2 separate regions of the Homo sapiens genome follow, and region 2 is linked to region 1. Evidence: chromatin contacts called from ENCODE Hi-C or POLR2A ChIA-PET data. All regions are on one chromosome and are shown on one strand. The core of a region is the stretch at or near the end of the contact, and the rest is flanking DNA. Distances in the headings are between cores, read along the strand shown.

Evidence for each region. A loop is a pair of places that touch in the nucleus more often than their neighbours do. ChIA-PET counts read pairs that join two places held with the same protein, here RNA polymerase II (POLR2A). Pooled maps may share reads with other maps.
Region 2: a loop to region 1 is called in a pooled map, with 2.1 times the contacts of the local background. The contact joins the promoter of C3orf52 here to the enhancer-like site in region 1. A Hi-C loop is called at or near these places in 1 of 168 maps with a recorded cell type or tissue (mammary epithelial cell) and 1 of 50 pooled maps. POLR2A ChIA-PET finds 5 or more read pairs at or near these places in 2 of 52 experiments (PC-3 and activated CD4-positive, alpha-beta T cell).

Annotation. Positions count from the first base shown.
Region 1 is chr3:111,893,240-111,897,918 of GRCh38, forward strand. All of the region lies in intron 2 of PHLDB2 (pleckstrin homology like domain family B member 2), which reads left to right. Among named protein-coding and RNA genes, the nearest start is that of PHLDB2, 36 kb to the left of the region's middle. Within about 2 kb of position 2,037, at least 2 of the 41 ENCODE cell types and tissues checked have a DNase peak (open chromatin) inside an H3K27ac peak, as active enhancers do.
Region 2 is chr3:112,084,561-112,089,239 of GRCh38, forward strand. It overlaps C3orf52 (chromosome 3 open reading frame 52), which reads left to right and starts at 1,829. Exons shown (of 6, transcript NM_024616.3): 1 at 1,829-1,985. The coding sequence starts at 1,848. RefSeq lists an enhancer at 1,491-2,007 and silencers at 1,524-1,573, 1,624-1,673, 1,694-1,743.

The DNA of each region.
Region 1 (4,679 bases), core at 787-3,286:
TTTTTTTTAGAAGAATGTCTTTGAAATGTGAAGGCAAACTTAAGTATTGAAAACTATTTTGTCCTCCAGTCTTACTTGAATCTCCTTCCTGATGTGGCCCTTCCATTTGCTACATCCTGAGTATAATTTTAATTTATTAAAAAAATGGCTGCACTAGCTGGAAGAAGCCAGCTAAATTGCAGATGGTGTGAGAGGTTTGTTTACCAACCCAATAAACTTAGTGGCTCAAGACTTTTGAAAGGATCTTGAGAAACAATGGCTCTCTTCCTATACTCTGAGCTAGAATGGCCATTGTCAGGTACATAAGTTGATTTAATCTTCAGATTCAGCCTAAGCCTTAAGCTGAATTTTTGCTGTGGAGCCTTTTCTTAATTTCCCTAATGTTTAAAATAGCCAGTCAATTCTCTACCTTTTTTTTTTTTAACTTTCCTACCTTGTTTGGAGGGTTTATCAGATTTAGCTCAGAAATATGATGTGAGCCATGAATGTCATTTTAAATTTTTTTATGTTAAGGTAAGCAAAAAAAAAAAAATCCAGGTGAAATTAGGTATAATATATTTGACAGCACAGGAGTAGATTGACGATGCTACCCACTCCCTAAATTAGCAATCTATTCTCTAAGTAAACAGCACTATTTCTTTTTTTTTTTTTTGGATTTATTTTTATTTATTTATTTATTTTTTATTATACTTTAAGTTTTAGGGTACATGTGCACATTGTGCAGGTTAGTTACATACGTATACATGTGCCATGCTGGTGTGCTGCACCCACTAACTCGTCATCTAGCATTAGGTATATCTCCCAATGCTATCCCTCCCCCCTCCCCCCACCCCACAACAGTCCCCAGAGTGTGATATTCCCCTTCCTGTGTCCATGTGATCTCATTGTTCAATTCCCACCTATGAGTGAGAATATGCGGTGTTTGGTTTTTTGTTCTTGCGATAGTTTACTGAGAATGATGATTTCCAATTTCATCCATGTCCCTACAAAGGACATGAATTCATCATTTTTTGTGGCTGCATAGTATTCCATGGTGTATATGTGCCACATTTTCTTAATCCAGTCTATCATTGTTGGACATTTGGGTTGGTTCCAAGTCTTTGCTATTGTGAGTAATGCCGCAATAAACATACATGTGCATGTGTCTTTATAGCAGCATGATTTATAGTCCTTTGGGTATATACCCAGTAATGGGATGGCTGGGTCAAATGGTATTTCTAGTTCTAGATCCCTGAGGAATCACCACACTGACTTCCACAATGGTTGAACTAGTTTACACTCCCACCAACAGTGTAAAAGTGTTCCTATTTCTCCACATCCTCTCCAACATCTGTTGTTTCCTGACTTTTTAATGATTGCCTTTCTAACTGGTGTGAGATGGTTTCTCATTGTTGTTTTGATTTGCATTTCTCTACTGACCAGTGATGATGAGCTTTTTTTTCGTATGTTTGTTGGCTGCATGAATGTCTTCTTTTGAGAAGTGTCTGTTCATATCCTTTGCCCACTTTTTGATAGGGTTGTTTTTTTCTTGTAAATTTGTTTGAGTTCATTGTAGATTCTGGATATTAGCCCTTAAAGTAAGTACATTTTTTGTCACTGGGTAATATAAAGAAAAATGTTATCTGTCATCAGATCACCTTGGGTCATTAGAGAATAAAGCAAGGACTTTCTCTCTACAAATTGCTGGTTTGCGTGTGTGTGTGTGTGTGTATGTATGTATGTGTGGGTCTGTATGTGTGTATATGTTGATTAAATATTAAAGGAATTAATCATTAGCAAAGTTGGGCTGCCAATTGTCCTCCATTAACTGAGAGTGAAAAAAAAAAAACGGTTGTCATACCTTTTTTCTTTCTTCTTCACTTGGAGAGATGGGCAGAAAAGCAGTGAGAAGGAAAAATTAGCATTTGGCAATAATCTAATGACTTCACATTGGGGAAACAGAGCTAAAGTCTTCATGAAATTCTATATTGCAGTAGTCCATTCTTGAGAGCAAACCCTCTGTTCTTATAGTAGCAGTACAAGCTATTGCCTCTTGATGGTGCCATGCATTAAAGAATTTGAGAGATGTATGTTCTGACTCTTCACATGGTTCAGCTTTCTCAGGCTAAACGCTGAAATATAGAAAGCAACTTGGACTAAAAAGAGGCCCTGTATGCCCCTGTGTCAGTTATAGAAGAAGTCTCATTCTTTTTTAAAATCATAAATAAATATATGAACACTTGTTTCTTAAATAAGAAATAAAGATCATAAATAAAATTTGTAGAAAGAAATATAAACTAAATAAAAACTGAAAATATATCAAGACCAACAAATATATAGGAGTGGAGGCCAGGCGTGTTGGCTCACGCCTGTAATCCCAGCACTCTGGGAGGCCAAGGCAGGTAGATCACCTGCGGTCAGGAGTTCGAGACCACCCTGACCAACATGGTGAAACCTCGTCTCTACTAAAAAAATACAAAATTAGCCAGGCGTGGTGGCACATGCCTGTAATCCCAGCTACTTCGGAGGCTGAAGCAGGAAAATCACTTGAACCCATGAGGTGAAGGTTGCAGTGAGCCGAGATCGAGCCATTGCAGTCTGGCGTGGGCAAAAGAGTGAAACTCAGTCAAAAAAAAAAAATCTATCTATCTATCCATCTATCTATCTATCTATCTATCTATTTATATGGAGATACATTAAGTGAAGGAGGACTATTGATTGTTTCTGGTAAAAGTGGTCCCCATATTTGTTGTCAAATTACTTAGTATATCTATATTTATTTATTATTCTTTTTTTGAGGAGAGTCTTGCTATGTTGTCCAGGCTGGAGTACAGTGGCATGATCTCGGCTCAGCCTGCTGAGTAGCTGGGATTACAGGTGCATGCCACAATGCCCAACTAATTTTTGTATTTTTAGTAGACACAGGGTTTTGCCATGTTGGCCAGGTTGTTCTCGAACTCCTGGCCTCAAGTGATTTGCTCCCCTTAGCCTCTGAAACTATTGGGATTACAGGCGTGAGCCACCATGCCTGGCTTAGTATATCTAAATTTAAAAGCTATTTATTGAGCTACCATTTTAAAAATTTATCATCAGCTAATAGGTTTAGTGATTGTGCTGGCTAATTCTTTTTTCTTCCCCCGCCCCGAGACGGAGTCTCCCTCTGTTGCCCAGGCTAGAGTGCAGTGGCGTGATCTCAGCTCACTGCAACCTCCGCCTCCTAAGGGTTCAAGCAATTCTCCTGCCTCAGCCTCCCAAGTAGCTGGGATTACAGGCAGCTGCCACCATACCTGGCTAATTTTTGTATTTTTAGTAGAGACGGGGTTTCGCCACGTATGTTGGCCAGGCTGGTCTGGAACTCCTGACCTCAGGCGATCTGCCTGCCTTGGCCACCCAAAGTGCTAGGATTATAGGTGTGAGCCACCGCGTCCAGGCTGCGCTGGCTAATTCTTATAATGTGAATTTCTCTTCCCCAGCTTGAGAAAAGATTATGGGAATATTTGCTGTAGAGAATATTCTTAAAGTTGGAAATTGATTTTTCAAAAAAAAAAAAAAATCCAAAACAAGCATTACAAGGGTAACACATCCAGCACTTTTTCTTTTGTTTCAGCCATCTCAATGTGCTAGTTATGAAGGTGCTTATTAGAAGTCACTTAAACAAAATAATCTCTTTATGTTGAATAATCGGAGATTCACAAGCAATCATAGGACGTAATTCAAAGGGATCCTGTGTATCCTTTACCCAGTTTCCTCCAATGGTAACATCTTGCCAAACTATAGGACAATGTCAGAGCTAGGATATTGACATTGATACAGTGAAGATACAGAACAGTTCTAACACCACAACGGTCTCTCATGTTGGCCTTTTATAGCCATACCAGCTTCCCTTCTCCTTAACCCCCATAACCACTGATTTCTTCTCCATTTCTATAATTTTATCATTTCACAATATAACCATATAGCATGTAACCTGTGGGTTTGGCTTTGTTCACTCAGCAGAGTTCTGTGGAAATTGGGCAGGTTGTTGCAGTCACTGGTTCATCAGGTTTAAGACTAGGATACATGAGGCAAAGGGAAATCCCAGAGACACACTTCTGTGTGTTTCGTTGGGTCCCCAGTCTGCCTTTTTCCACCTTTCAGAGTCTTCTGTTTTTTTCCCCATATAATGTACAGGGTTCTGAGTTATACTTAGTGGGAGAAATAGGGTAAAGTATGTCTAATTCATCTTCCCTGAAGCTGAAGTCAGTGAGATTAGTTTCCTAAAGTTGCAAATAGCCAAAAGCTTTGCTCTGGTGAAGTCTAATGACTGCAGGTTGAAAATTTTTGGTTTGGATAAATTGGTATTTCTTATTCAAAATTGCTAAGACCATATCCCAGCTCTGGGGTTGTAATTTGGATTTTGAGAAAAGACAGAATTTTAGGAAAATGCTGAGTAGAATTAAGAGGAACAAATTTCTCATATGGTGATTATTCTTTCATTCTGATTATAGAATAACAAGCTGAAGCTATGAAAGGTCATCTTTTCCATCAGATCACGAAGACCAAGGCTTAAATCATCTTAGGCAGAGATTTCAATTTACAAGTTGTCTTGGGAGAAAGGAAAATATTCAGGCATACCTCTGAGATATTGTGGGTTTGGTTCCAGACCACCGCAAGAAGGCGAACATCATAATAAAGCAAGTGACGCAAATTTTTTGGTTTCC
Region 2 (4,679 bases), core at 579-3,078, 190 kb after region 1:
ATTACAGAGTATATAAACCTTGCTTAACAGTACTCAAAAGGCATTAGAAGATGTGGTTTAGGGTGTGCTTGAGACAGGAACAGTTGCTTTTTGATTCTCTGGGGGAGTGAGGGAGGCTTTAGGTATCTGTGCATGGAGAAATCAGGCATGGAGATAGCTACTATCCATCTGAAGTGAGAAAAAAATCTCACATTTAGGATGAACTTCTGCAATCAAATAAGGGAACTATGAGAAAAGTTTTCTGGACCCTGGGTAAGGATGGGGGTGGGGAGAATCAGAAGTTTGAGAGGTGTCAGTGCTTCCAGTCAGGTCTGCATGTTTTCGTGACTACAGATCCTATCAAGACCTCCCTGCAAATTCCCACACCCTTCAATGGCTCTAGTTCTTTATCAGTCTCCAGTCCCTTTTAGGCCTAGGAGTGTTAACAGCTTCTCGCTATTGCTAGTCCCTGGGTACGTCACCATGCCTTGTTGATTCCCTTAACCCTTGCTCCTTGGTTAAAAAACCTGTTCAAAAATCCCAGCTGAGAATGCAGCCTGATTCTTGCAAGATCCACCTGTTGGAGCAGAAGTCAGTGCAGGTCAGCAGATGAGTCACTGCAGACTCCCCTTAGCAGGCAGATGGATCCAAAGTTCAGGGGATCTGGTAGCAGGCATCAGACTGCTGGAGACAGGATATCTAGGCTGTGTCTCAACATCAGGTACTGAAGATGCCAGACTTTTGGACTCAAGTCAACATATTTGGAGTGGAGCTGATTTATATGCTTCTTGTTAATGGTCTGGTCTTAATGTGTGTGTGTGTGTGTGTGTGTGTGTGTGTGTTGCGTGGAGGGTGAGAAGTAAGGAGCAAGACTATTCGGAACAGAAGCTTGAGAGTTGAGGCCCTTGGCCCAACCCATGCTGTGCTTAACAAACATAATTCCATGCTAACTAAACCGGAAGTTCTGAACTACAGATAGGGTGTCAAGGAGATTGTGTGTGCGCGTGCATTGTGTGTGTGTGTGTGTGTGTGTGTGTGTAAGGCCCCTCCTCTCAAAGATAAATAATAATGGTCATTTATGAGTGCTTGCTGTGTCAATCACTGTTCTGAGTGCTTTGCTTACAACAACCCTTGTAATCCTGGTAACAACTACATTTAGGAGGGTACAAATATTACACCAACTTTCCAGATGAGGACGTTGGCACAGAGAGATGAAGACCGAGGTCTCACAGTGAGGAACCCTCTGGGTGGAGAATAACCCAGGTACACTGGTTTTAGAGTCCGCTGTCCCCAGCACCACACAATACTGTCTCTGTGCCTGACTCTGGACTTGCGAGGAAGTGTGTTGGTGTATATTATTCACCTTCATGCACTCAGAACCTAGCACCATGCTGGCACGAGGCATGGTTATTTGTTGATTGAATGAATGCACTTTTGCTAGGCCGCGAGGACTGTGGCAAACCCCAACAACCAACAGTTCGTAGGGTTAGATCGCAAACTTTTCTCCGTTGGACGGTGCTGCCGGGCCCACCCTTTCCTTACCACAGCCCGGCACCCAGGCAGCCCCTAAACGGAGATGGTCTGCATCTGCAGGCGCGGGGAAAGGCATAGCAGGCAGCGCCCTGAACAAATCAGAAAAACAGCCTTCGGCTCTGGAGCCCACTCCGGCACGGCCTCAGGTGCTCTACCCCGCGGGATCCAGGGAGTGGCCGCCACTCACAGTTGCCCCTCCTGTCCGCTCCGGTCCGCTCCCGCCGCCCGAGGTCCGCGACGCCCCGCCCAGTGGGTGGAGTGTGAGGCGGGGAGGTCGCTCGACTCGCCGGCGCTGTGGCCTCCCGCGGAGCCGCTCAGACTTTCCCTGCCGGCACATGGACCTGGCCCAACCCTCACAGCCAGTAGACGAGCTGGAGCTCTCGGTGCTCGAGCGGCAGCCAGAAGAGAACACGCCTCTCAATGGTGCCGACAAGGTCTTCCCTTCTTTGGACGAGGAGGTCCCCCCGGCCGAGGTAAGGTCCCCTTGGCGCTGGCCCTAACTTGCCGGCGGCGGGACAGTAGTAGGACCCGGGCCTGGCACCCGCGAGTTTCGGGTTTCCAGTCAGGCGGGGCGTCGACGGCGCCGAGCGAGGGTGGGGCGCGCTCGAGTGCTCTGAATGGAGCCGAGTCACCGCGACACCTTTCGGCCCGAGCAGTCCCCTCCCCAGCCCCTGGGGTCCTCCAACCCCTCTGACCCCCGAGGCGCTTTAGGAATCCTAGTGGTGAGGTGTGGCCGCTGCTGTCTTCAGAGAGGTATTCCGGAGATGGAAGTAGTTTTTTAAAGTTATGTAACTTTTAATTCAGTTTTTCTTTTTTCCAGTAGGGAGAATGAGAATGACAAATTGAGTATCCTCCTTCTCTCAGAATCTCTTCTGTCCTCCTCTTACCTTCACTGCCTTGCCACTTCTCTCCCTCCCCTCCACCCACCTCGCCGCAGCCCCCAGCCTTCTTCCATGCCTACCATCCGCCAAGCACTTTCTGCCTTCTCCCAGCCTGGCCATTGGATTCTGCCGGAAGAGAGATAGGGGAGAGCACAGAGGAGAGAAAGCGGTCAGAAGGGGAGAAGGGGTAGGGCTGGCGTAGAGATGGGGCGGGCGGGTTAGGGGGTCGGCGCGGGGGAGGTGAACTTGCCCTGCTCAATTGAAAGAAAATAATTTCAAAGTTCTTGTCTCGAAGGTTGAGACTTCGCCCACCTTGCTTTTACCTCCTCTCAATCCCTAAGGAAGTCCCTGGCTATTTTTAGGCCAAGCTCTTTTCTGATTCATCCCTAGCAATGATGGGAACATTATTCACTCTCATCAAAGACTTGTAAAACATCAGAGCTTTGACTTCCCAGCCATCCACCTTCTGATTAACTCCTAAGATTGGCTTGAGGTTTTCTGGGTGCACAGAACTCCCCATATAGAGCCCCGACCTGATCTTTCTAGGCCCCACTCCTCCACCCCCAACTTTTTGGCTGCCCAGCTGTTGATTTTAGGGATAAGCAGGAAATTCAAAAGTTGAAAGCATTGCTTTTGTTCTACATTGATTCCTGGAACTATTGCAAAGTCTGCTTTTATAGGTACTCTGGAGAGTAATTTGGAAACTTATTTCTGAATAAAATATGAATGCCACAGAAGAATGAAGGTTGAACAAAGATAGTCTGGTCACCAGTGCAAGTGGCCACAACTGTGAACTGGCTGTATGAGTCCTCCAGGGCGGTGTCCAGGAATGGGAGTTGGAAATACTTGCCTCAGATTAGATGGACCCGCACACCCTAAAGACTCCCTAGCTTGGGGCTGAATCCAGAAATCTGGTGACAGTTTTGCCACTAAGAAGTGTGTCCCAGAGGCAAGCCTGTCCCGTAGTGGTAATGTGTGCCTACTCGGCCTTCTGTGAGGCCTGGGAATGCCTTGTTGAAAACAGGTGGTGGGTAGAACAAGCCAAATCCATGCAGGGTTATCAGTATTCTGTAATTGTTTAGCACCTACCCTGTAGCAATGGTTCTTTAATGTTCTCATGACGTCCTTGTTAGTAAGGTATATACAGATACCCTGGACTTCTTTGTAAGTTAGCTTTGTAGGTCACCCAATAGGAGAGCTGTCCTCAGTAACAGGATGGAGTGAAGGTGAAGGGCTACAGGAGTACTTGGAGTGTGTTCAAGGAATGCCTTGAACTAATCTCATCTAATGTGTTAATCATTCTCTTTTGTCCTATAAAATAAAGTGAAGTGTATTTCAGTTAGAAAAGTCAATAAATATAGGCTCATTAAAAAGATTCAGACACTTAAGAATTTTGTGTGTTGGTCTCTTTGAACTGTATATTAAGATTTCTAATTTTGAAATGTAGCTGAAGTCCATGTATTTTCATTAACCCTGTTTAGTAACTGTCTTGTGACAAATACTTTTGATGCATAAATGCATTTAATTATCACAACTAACTTAAGAGGAAGGCGTCAGTATTCTGGTTTGTCAGATTGAAGATGCTGAGTGAAGAAATTGAGGGAGGCTCAGAGGAGTTACCAAAATCCTCAAGTTCACTCAGTGGTGCCTCTGAAGCTTGAACGTATGTTTTTTAGATCTCAAACCTTTGCTGTTTCTGTTGATTTATTCTATCTATCTATCTATCTATCTATTATCTATCAGCATTTAATTTAAATATGTTATATATAATTTATACTCATTTGTTTATAGTTGCCTAAGTTATTAATTATTACTAATTTCTATAAGTTAGGTAATTTATAATTAGGCAATTTAAGTGAGCTAGGAGTTGAGTATCACATCTGGAATGATGGAGTTGCAGGTGGATGGGTGAGGAATCGGGAACAGTTCTGGAATGATTGGGAAGAAGACATCTCTCTTCTTCCTTGGAAGAGCTGTGGTGGGAGAGTGAACAAAAGCAGTAGAAGGAACTTCTTTGCCTTTCTTGATGTGTGCTTGGCACTTGAGACAAAGGAATAGAAGCCACTGAACTCCACTTTGCCTGCTGTCACTGTAAACATGGCAATATGGCTGGGTCAAAAGTGAAAAATAAATTATGGGTAATAGAGTGAGGCTGGTTTTCTTTTATGGCTTATTACAGGGGCTCAGTTTTCAAATAGAAATCCCAGAGGCATTTTAAGAGATGGCAACATCATTTGAATAATAACAAACCAGTAAATTGATAGTTTTGAGGCAGGTAAGATTTAT